2 separate regions of the Homo sapiens genome follow, and region 1 is linked to region 2. Evidence: read pairs that join two places in POLR2A ChIA-PET (ENCODE). Cell type or tissue: MCF 10A. All regions are shown on one strand. Links, peaks and the distances in the headings refer to the core of each region. The heading gives the core; the rest is flanking DNA. Region 1 overlaps LINC01847 (long intergenic non-protein coding RNA 1847). Region 2 has its middle 230 kb from the start of LINC02227.

Region 1 (5,384 bases), core at 200-5,199, 1.2 Mb after region 2:
TTGGGGCTTCTTAATTTATTATATTTTATTTATATGAGATGGCATTTCACTGTGTTGTCCAGGCTGGTTTCAAACACCTAGGCTCAAAGGATTCTCCACCTCAGCCTCCCAGGTAACTGGGATTACAGGTGCACACCACTGTGCCTAGCAGGACTTTTCTTTTTAATCCACTTGTCAGTCATCATAGATCTTTCAAACGGTACACACATAAGCATGTTGGATAAGCTGTGTTCTTTATAGAAAGTTGAGATTGCTAGATGCAGTTCAGGGTTCAGAATAAGAAGGGGTGATAAAAAGTGAGCAGCATTTGGTTGCAATTGAGAAGACTGTTGCAGTAACACCTCCTTGGAGCATTCTCAGATCCTTGTCCACGGCCCAAGGCAAAAAGAAGTTCAAGAGCTTGCCTAGTGGTGGGCTGAAATTACTTCCAATTCCAAAATTCTGTAATTCATCACATCAATTGACCTAAAATCAGGATATCCCTGCTGCTGGCTATAATCGTATCTATACCCTCAAAACACTCAACCTGATAAGGTGATTTATGAAATCTTGTTTTTTCTGTCCAAAACAGCCACAGTGATTTCCACCTAAGAGAGAAGCCTCTGGACATTAGAATGTCTCTGGCGCAGCCTGAGCTTGTCTCTCTCGGCTTTATCTACTTATCCTTAGCACTTAAACATTGCAAACCCAGCAATAGGTTTCATCTTTGTTTGTTTGGATTTTGCTATTTACTAACCACTCCTTTTTCCCCCAATAAAACATGCTGACTGCAAACACAATTTTTTTTCAAACAGCACAGACACTAACAATGAAGAAAATTAAAATAGCTTTTAGCTTTTTTATGAGCACCCTTCCTTTCACTTCCCTGACTCCATCACCCAACGTTTGAACCTCATCCTGGTGCTCTCAGCGCTGAGCACCACCTTTCTCTTTTTTTTTTTTTTTGAGATGGAGTCTCGCTCTGTCATTCAGGCTGGAGTGCAGTGGCGCAATCTCAGCTCACTGCAACCTCCGCCTCCTGGGTTCAAGCGATTCTCCTGCCTCGGCCTCCACAGTAGCTGGAATTATAAGCGCCCACCACCTGGCTAATTTTTGTATATTTAGTGGAGATGGGGTTTCACCGTGTTGGCCAGACTGGTCTCGAACTCCTGACCTTAGGTGATCCACCTGCCTCGGCCTCCCAAAATGCTAGGATTACAGGCGTTAGCCACCACGCCCAGCTGCACCACCTTTCTTTAAGTACACTGGGTGAAGCCCTTTACACTGCCTCCTTTCATTCTCACAACATCCCACAATGTGGTGATTACTGGTTCCATTTTACAGATTGGAAACTGAGTCTCAGAGAGGTTGCAACCTGCCCAAAAGCACACAGCCAGTAAAGTGACAGAAATGGGTTTCAAATCCAGTTTTCATTTCCAAAGGTCAAGTCTAAAAATAAAAATAGCTACTAAGTTTTTATACCTTTACTATGTGCCAGGCACTATGCTAAGTGCCTTATGTACATTATCTCAAATATTTACAGCAAATCAATAAAGTGGGCTTTATTCTACAATTGAGAAACCGAAGGCAAAGAAGGGTTAAGTGACTTGCCCAGCATTATACAGCTAGAAAAATGCAGCCAAGAAGCAAATTCAGAATTTCTAACTCCTAAGTCTGTGCTTTTAACCTGGAAACTATGTGATTCCCTCCACTCTGTAGGCTGAGACAGATTTATGCATAAATGGAGTCATATTCTATACTCTATTCTGTAATTTGTTTATTTTTCTCGTCAGTAAAGGTGGCGAGTTTTCTTTTTTTCTTTTTTTTTTTTTTTTTTTTGACAGAGTCTCACTCTGTTGCCCAGACGGGGCTCTCACTCTTTTGCCCAGATCTCGGCTCACTGCAGTCTCCCCGATTCTCCTGCCTCAGCCTCCCGAGTAGCTGGGATTACAGGCACATGCCACCACACCTGGCTATTTTTTTGTATTTTTAGTAGAGACAAAGTTTCACCATGTTGGCCAGGCTGGTCTTGAACTCCTAACTTCAAGTGATCCACCCTCCTTGGCCTTCTAAGTAGCTGGGATTACAGGCATGAGCCACCGCACCTGGCCTGGTGGGTTTTCCATTCTTATCTGTAAACTTGAAATAATGTGACCCAATCCTGCTCCCTTAAACCAACAATTGGTGCTTCCTCTATCTGGAGGTCCCTCTATCTGATCACAGCCCCACACCCTGGCCACTGATGTCAGCCATCTTGCCCTCTGTGACTCCTTGACTCCTTACTTTTCACTCACCTTCAGTTTGCCGTCTCACACCAACCCCTCAAACCTGGAACTTCATACAGGCCACTGACCCAGACCTCGGGTTTCAGACGAACCCTCATTACCCTGATTTGGCCACTTCTGACCAAGACTCTGGAAAGACACATCAACCCTTGCAGCCAGCAACCCAGTACTCTAGCCCTCAACACAGCCCTTGCCTCGCAAGCAATTGTCCTCCTCCCCTACATGGATTTGCTCTGACTTCATAAACAAGTCAATGACAGAAAGTCCATCAGATAAGCTCTAAAATTCCTATAGTTAAAAAATAATATCTAATGCTGTCACTTCACTTAAGTAAGGAGATGAAAGTTTATTAATAAATATGCACAGATGACACCACTCTGAGGTTGAATTATGTCCATTACTCTGCTTAATCTAGCTGCGTGACTTTGGGCAAGTTACCTCACCTCTCTGGTTATCAGCTTCTTTATCTGTCAAATAACGGGTAGAACTAGGGAATCCCAGGCCCCTGCAAACTCTGAAATCCTATTATTCTATGATTAAAAGAAATGACAAGCCTGGTAGCTATTACTCCTATCAATGTTTTTGTCCAATCATTAACCAAACTAATGAGGTTGTTTCTGTAATCCAACTGCAACGTTCACTTTCAGAGAAAAGGGGAGGATTCGGGAAAACTGGACATTCCTGGACATTGCTGGGAGCCAGACACTGAGTTGATCATAGTGTGCTGTCAACAGTGAAAGAAAATCTGAGGGATCCTCACAGAAACGGGGCGCACTTTGGAATGAAGGAGCACTTTTGGTGAGTCGAAAACTATTAGCTGACTGCAGTCAAGATGAAATCCACTTTGGAAATGTTTGGGTGTTTTTTTAAGTTTGGCTCAATCACTTGTTTTTCACTGTTCCTTATGTAATCTTGTGGGATGTGGCGTCAGAAAGTCATAAATCATTCATGGTGCTTTGGGGAAAAAAAAAACAACACTGTGCAAAGCAGATGCAACTTAAAATGAAATGAGAGAAGTTTTTGGGTGAAACCGAAAAGAAAAGCGTAACTCGCATGGTTTGTAGCCAACGCTGATCACTAATTCTCGCAATCTCTATATGGCTTGGTCATTTGTTTCCAGTTTCTTGTGCTTCACTGTAAATGGAGAGTGAGTGAAAGATATAGCCTATCACAACTGCATTGCATTTTTCCAACAGTCTTAGAAAAGATGCTGTAGTAGCGGCATTTTTGGAAATGATTCAAACTGGCAGATTTTTATTTCCTGCTTGAAGAAATCCAGAAAGCCCCATTTTGTTCAAAAAATCCCTTTTACGACATGCTTGTCACTGCTGTTCATAATACCTATGGATCAATTAAACTCTCTTTGTAAAATATATGCTTCCTCAAAACCTACATACAAAAACACAAGTAGCCCCTGGCAGACGTAACCCATAAAGCTAACTCTAAAACATCAACACCTTAATAAAAGTGGTTTAGCTGAATTATTTCTGATGTGGCAGCTAGCTACAATGAGGTTTCTAATAAACAGATAAATTATGTTTTTTAAATACTCTTTCATATTCATTAACTCATTTCAGCTTTACATAAGTAGCAAGGAGAGTTGGGTGTTCATTCCTTAATTCATTCCTAAAACAAACTTTATTGACTGCCAAGCACTATGTAAGAGTTCTAAAGATACGGACAAGATAATGATGCCCAGCCTGGGCAGCATAGTGAAACCTCATATCTACAAATATATATATTTTTCATTAGCCACCCATGGTGGTTTATGCCTGTAGTCCCAGCTAATCAGGAGGCTGTGGCAAGAGAATCACTTTAGCCCGGGAGGTCAACGCTGCAGTGAGCAATGATCATGCCACTGCACTTCAGCCTGGGCAACATAGTGAGAAAAAAAAAAAAAAAAAAGATGCACCGGGCACAGTGGCTCACACCTGTAATGAGGCCAAGGCTAGTGGATCACCTGATGTCAGGAGTTTGAGACGAGCCTGGCCAAAATAGTGAAACCCCGTCTCCACTAAAAATACAAAAATTAGCCAGGCATGATAGCACATGCCTGTAATCCTAGCTACTCTGGAGGCTGAGGCAGGAGAATCACTGGAACCCGGGAGGCGGAGGTTGGGGTGAGCTGAGATCGCGCCACTGCATTACAGCCTGGGCAACAGAGTGAGACTCCATCTCAAAAAAGGAAAAAAAAAAAAAAGATAGTAATGGTACTTGCCCTTGTGCCACTCACAGTGTAGTGGGGGACAAACACATAAAAACCATTATGTGCTTTTATGGGAGAATGTCTCCCAAAAGTTAAGTGTTTTTTCCCACGTCAAACAGCTAGAAACTTCTGGGGCAAGAATTTTCTGCAAAGTCTAAGGTCTCCAAAGTCTAAGTTCAGAACACTCTTAACAGCACTCTACAGCATTTTATAAATGAACAAATTTTGATGAAAAAAATGAGGAAAAGAAAGCTCACAAACTGCGGTTCTGATATTGGAGGGATAAGCCGGGTTAGTTATCTCAGGAACCAGTGAGCAGCCAGCAGAACTGAGAGAGATTTCTCAGCAGAACAAAACAGGGAAGTATTCCCATAGATCTACTTCATAATTTCTCCCCAGCAGCCTTGAAGCGATGTCCAACCTGGCACAGAGTCTGGCATTAGATTGGTGCTCAAGAAACATCTACTTACTCTCTGTTCAACTGAATTTAAATTAGTTATATGACCTCTTTTGGGTACGTTACCAAATGTCAAACAGTTGCCCACTGGTCCCCTCAAAATCCTTGAAATCTCAATGATGTTGCCTTGAACCCTGAATTCTACAGCATGGGAAAGCCTTAAGCCATCCTCAAGACATTTGCATTTTTCTGGTGTTGAGAATCTTTTTGTTGGCTCACTAATTCCATTCTACCCCGTGTCCCAAGGCATAGTGCTTTCTCTATCTTCCATGAGAAATCTATTTGTGTCTGCCCTTTGCTAAGCTTTCAAGAATTCACTGAAGATCATGCAGTTCTGGGGAGTGATTATATCATGTACAATGCAGTACAACTGATTCACCATCTTGCTGGTTCTACCACCCTCTCCCTCGCCCTCTCTCATATTTTCCTCTCCCTTTCTTCCTCTTCACTCAGGTAC
Region 2 (5,384 bases), core at 111-5,110:
AGAGTGACAATTATGCAAATAAATATTTGCTTAATATAACAAATTGTTCTATTTTGGCTCCTTTAGCTGTGCTGTCCGATTTTTTTTTTAAATAAGCTGACATTGGAAATAAAAGAAATGTAATAATTACCATGGGAAATATAGTTTAAAGATGGGAAAGGAGCTAAAATAGCAGTTGTAGAAAAGGGATTCAAAATCATTTGATGTTACCAACTGTACAATTAATGGGGCTCCAAGGAGAGGAAGGAGTGAGTGAGTTCCCAGAGCTATTAAGATTCCATCAGCCCCTCTCTTGCTTTTAGCAGTCCTGTTGTGTACCTTTGACAGTTGGCATGGATTCAAACGCAGAGGGTGCTTTGCTTGGAAATTCTCTCACCCACGCAAAGAAGGATGGGGACAAATTAATGTGATGCATAGAAATGGAAGCCACAACATACCACCAAGCAAGTATCCGTAACTAAATCATCCCTATAATTCCTCATATATGCTTAACCCCCTTGATCTCTTCTCTCCCCACCTCTTTTTCCCCTTCAGTTTCTTATTGTCATTTTTTTTTTCTTTTTTAAAGAAAAAACTTCATCTGATCTGGCAGAGAATGATAAACCTCCAAAGTAGGCATTTTTTGTTTTAATGACAAATGTTATCCTAGGGCAGCAAGGGAGGCCGGGATGTACACACAGAGTTATCTAGTTATAACTGTGACAATGGCTGGTAAGGGGAGAGCTTGGGAAAGCTCTTCCATCAAATGGCTGGGTGCGTTTTCTCTTCTGTGGAGAATCTGAGTCAGCATGAGGGATCTTCTCATTGCCCACTACAAAGGCTTGGGGGGATTAGTTAAGATTGTAGACCTTGCCCTTATCAGAGTGGTCAGAATACAGGTAACATTAGCCCCTTCTTTGTCTTCGTCCCAAAGAAGGCAATAGGAAACCCTTTGTGATTTCCGGGCTTGGATTGAGTTTAAGATGCTTCTCTGAATTGATGGTACACCTCAGGTGGAGCTACCTCATTCTCTAGGCAGTCTTGTGTCCAGGTGGAATTTGGGCAGTGAGGGGTGGGGGTGGGAAGGGAGATTTAAGGTTCTGGCTAAGGCTATTGGGAAGAAAAATGTTTGCTATTTGTTTTCGTTTAACTGGCCCATCATTCTCCTAAATAGCTTTAGAGAGAGAGCAAAAAAAGAATAGGGTTTGTTTGTCTAACTTTAAGATATTAAAATAGTGGGATAGAATGGGCCATTAAAAATGGTTCTAGAGAGCACCACAAATGCTAACATGGAAACACATGCATAATATATTGTGGAGGAAATAAAAACAGGTCATGAATTAATATGTATGATATCACTTTCTTTAAAAAAAAGTATGTGTGTATTTGGGGGTAAAAGTGTCTAGGAAAAAATAAATGTTAATAGAGGTTGCCTTGGAAGGAGGATTTGGACAGCTTTGCATTTTTTCTCTTTGCTTATCTATATTCCCCCTTTTTTCCTACAATGTTCAAGCTTTATTTCCATAAATTTCTATTTTAAATGAAAAGTTTGAAAAGTAAGATACCAAGGAAGGGAAGAAAATAAAAATGGGGGTTCCAAAGTCAGATCTAGCTGAGGCCCTAGCTGTGGGAATGTAATAATTTAACATGCATGACCATGCTTTGTAAAAACACACACCTCCTGTGGATATGGAGTTGTGTTTACTAGTATTTACCTCCTTCCGTTTTGGGAGAGCTGAGCCTTTCCTTAAGAATTTTCTGTGGCTGACAGGGTGGTGGCTGTGTGCTCCCCACAGGAACACCCGCCATCCTCCATAGTCCCCACAGAGCCCCACCAGCTTCCAGCTGGCCTCATTGTGGTGGTGGCAGTGGTATGTATGCATGTATGAAGGAAAGGCACTCCTGGACATTAGTCAGAGGAAAATGAGACATATGTAGAAACAGCTCCTAGATAGAATTGTGGCAACAAAGGGGTTCAAACAGCTTGGAATTCAAACCCTAGCCTCCCGTATATATGTATGTATGAGACAAGCCACATGCCTGGCCTAATCGCAGCTTCCTCATTCAGGAAAGACAATAACCCTGATGGCTCACTTGCTGGGCTATCATGACATAGGAGAAAATGAGTGTGTAGCATTTGGCAGGCAGCCTGGCATGAACCAAGTGCCCAATGCATGTCAGCTGCTGCTCATCCACCCAACAGTCCTTGCAGATGACATTCAGTGCTGATCAGCAGTTACTGTTACTGTTACAAACTATCTGGTAATGGGAAAAATCGTTATTGCATGACCCATTAATAACTGGATGGTAGGAGGAAGTAGCACCCAATGTACTACATTCTTTTGATACCAACTATCTCATCTTGGTGTTTGCAATGCAACAGGCTTGGTCCTCCAAATGGTTTCAGGGCTTTATTATATTCTGCCCAAGAGGATTTTCTTTGCCTAACTCAAGAAACAGGGCAAAAGATCAGAGAGAGAACGGCTATTGCAATGGTGAATAAATAAGGCTGTAATCTGACCACTCTTCCCACGCAGTGCTGCAAGCCTTGTGACTCATTTTTACAGCTTTGCCCTGACTGCTAGATCAGGGGCCCTGTCATTTCTTGGACATTCACTGGGTATAGTGCAACAGCATGGAGGATGACAAGCAGGTCCCCTCTGATGCCTGCAGATCTGTTTGAATCCTGGATTCTCTATCCCTTAGTGATCTCCTGTGCAAGCACCTTACCTGTCTCACTCAACTGTTTTAAGAATGGGAAATGATGTATTTAAAGAGTCTAGCATAATATCTACATAGAATAGGCACTTAATATATTTTTATTATTACTCCTCTTACTACCAAACTGAATTCAAAACAAAAGGGATGATAATCCATTTCTATCCTGTGAGGGACAAACAGCCCCTAGTGTTAGGCTCTGTTCTGAACACCATGATAACAAGGATCTAATACACTGGAGGTGTGTCTGGAAAAGATCAAGGAGATGAGAACAGTCAGTGCTGGGTGATGTCATGCTTGGCTGACACAAGGATGCTTAGTTGGACATTGACAAGAGAAGATACCTTTTTGCAAAGAATAGTAATAAAAGTAACAACAACAATTAATATTAATTACTGGTCGTTATATGCCCAACCTTGTTCTAATTTCATTGCACGCGATAAATTTGTTAATCCTCACAACAATTATTTAAGGTATATTGTCCCCATTTTAGAGATGAGAAACTGGGTCATAGGAAGGTTAACTAACTGATATATTTGGGAAATGGGATTTGAAGCTGGGGCATCCAGCTTCTGTGTCCGTGCTCTGCCCCACTGTGTCATACCCACCTCCCTTATCTAACGAGGCTGCCCTGGGGAAGGGAAATTAAACATGCTCCATTACCGAAGGAGGGCAAAATAGGTTCTATAGAAGAAACTTCAAGGAGAGAGATCTCTATATAAGAAAGGTTATCAGCAGTGATTCAAAGATTGGCTACCATTGGAGTTAGCAAGTCTTCTTTACTAGAAGTGTTTAAGTAGTTGTTGGCCATCTGGGCTGGAAAAGTTTTGAGAGGATTCTAGCATCTGGAAAATGGTTACAGTAAAGAAACTCTAAGTCTCCTTGCAACTTTAAGATTCTCCTGTGCCTAGCCTAACTGGCATTTTAAATAAGAATTTGAATGAATAACTGAATTCAATGAATCCATGAACATATCAGATCAGAGATTCACCTGATATGTGCAGAGCAATGATGACCTTTTCTTCCAGAAGCCTACAATGCTTAGTGACTTTAGATATGTCCATCAACAGAAAAGGTTATCCTTATATTGTAATTTTATATTTGACTATTTTCTTTGGTATAATTGGATGTAAAAATCTTTGCCCACAAGAGATAATGCCTACCTACTATAAAGTAGAGCACATATTAGAAGCCCTAATGAATGATGATGTCCATAGAAATATGATTCAGTTCCAGGTGAATATCCTAGATGCTGCCAAGGTGTCCCAGGTCAGAGATCTATCCTGAACCAGTCATTCATTCATTTACCAAGCACTGATTTTATTTAACTTAACCCTTACTATGTGCCAACTCTTGCACCAAGAAGAATGAGGAAGACCCTATTATCAAGGGAGGGCATTTGCCACGCAATGTAATAGATAAACATGGGGTAGAGAAAGCATGGGTGATGCCTCAGGGACTAGATAAACTAAGCCTTGTGGGGCAGGGAAGTTTCGAGGAGAACTCCAAGCTGAAGAAACTGGATATTCAAGGACCTAGAGGCAGGTAGAGGGCCAGGCACACAAGAGGCCCTTGATAAATAGTTTATTCACTGAATACAATGGACCTGTGGGCTGCATCACATAGACCAGTGGTTCTCAAAATATGGTCCCCAGACCAACAGCTTCAGCATCATCTGGGACCTCGTTAGAAATGCAAATGCTCAGGCCCAACCCCAGATCTGACTTAGAAACTCTGGAGATGAGGCCCAGCACTCTGTATTTTAACAAGTCCTCCAAGGGATTCTGATGCATGTTCAAGTTCCTTGCCCCACCCCTAAACCAGGCACTCAAGTCGAATTAAGCCAAATAAATCTTCCCCCAAAATACACACACATACACATACACCCCAAATGACATGCTTAGTTCATAGTGGTAGAGTATTATTTCTTAGAAAAGGGAAAGCTCTTCTGCAGGTAGATTATGCACAGCATTCTCCCAGTTTCAGAAAGGCAGATGGTCCAAGGGGTTAGAATCTAGAACAATAACACATAAGAGGCTGGTAACCTGCTAGCTCTGGCAGGCAGCCCATACACCCTCTCTGTTGATGGGAACAACATCAAGAATTCCCTTTTGTTCTCATAGGAGTGAATGGAAATCTGCCACTGATTTCCCTGGGACATTCCAAAGTGGGGATGCAGGTCTGCTTAATGGGTCTCCAAGGACAGCCCTGAGAATGGGGCTGTGTGTCTCTAAACAAACCAAGGAAATAGAAAGTGAAAACAAACATGGACATTTATTTTCCTAACTTGCCAATTGCAAACAGAATTTTGTTTAATAAACCATGAAATGATTCACAGAGGTCTGTGTATTATTCTGAAGTACAGCTGGCTAATGTAAAAGAATCTTTTTTTCTTAGTCTTTCAGGCCATATATACAATTCCCAGGCATGCCAATTTGTATTTATTTATTGGTAAGGCCTGAATCTGCTTTCTGAGTAGGTGATTGGGAATCTCATTGTCGATTGGGCATTGTAAACAAGAACCTGCAGCGGGGAATGAGCCTATATAAATCTCAGACACATCCTCTCAGCTCCACAGCCCCCACTCCAGCCCAGGTCTTCATCCCCACCAATAGGTAACTTCAATCATCTCCAAAATAGTCTTCCCAGATAATGCCACTACTTCTTTCCAGTTTTACTTCTATGTT

What was found. ChIA-PET counts read pairs that join two places held together with the same protein. Peaks named below come from ENCODE experiments on the same cell type or tissue, not always from the same donor. Only the 100,000 strongest peaks of a DNase experiment are listed, where the experiment ranks them.
Region 1: POLR2A ChIA-PET joins it to region 2 with 5 read pairs; 1 of 35 experiments calls an interaction of 5 or more read pairs at or near these places.

Annotation. Positions count from the first base shown.
Region 1 is chr5:159,862,145-159,867,528 of GRCh38, forward strand. LINC01847 (long intergenic non-protein coding RNA 1847) reads right to left here. Exons shown (of 3, transcript NR_109891.1): 2 at 4,728-4,891. It also overlaps a transcript of ADRA1B not described here. Among named protein-coding and RNA genes, the nearest start is that of LINC01847, 6.5 kb to the right of the region's middle. In MCF 10A, for the core only: no CTCF peak of the experiment used is centred there; a DNase peak (open chromatin) is centred at 3,197.
Region 2 is chr5:158,638,260-158,643,643 of GRCh38, forward strand. No RefSeq gene overlaps it. Among named protein-coding and RNA genes, the nearest start is that of LINC02227, 230 kb to the left of the region's middle. RefSeq lists an enhancer at 1,821-2,344. In MCF 10A, for the core only: no CTCF peak of the experiment used is centred there; a DNase peak (open chromatin) is centred at 2,522.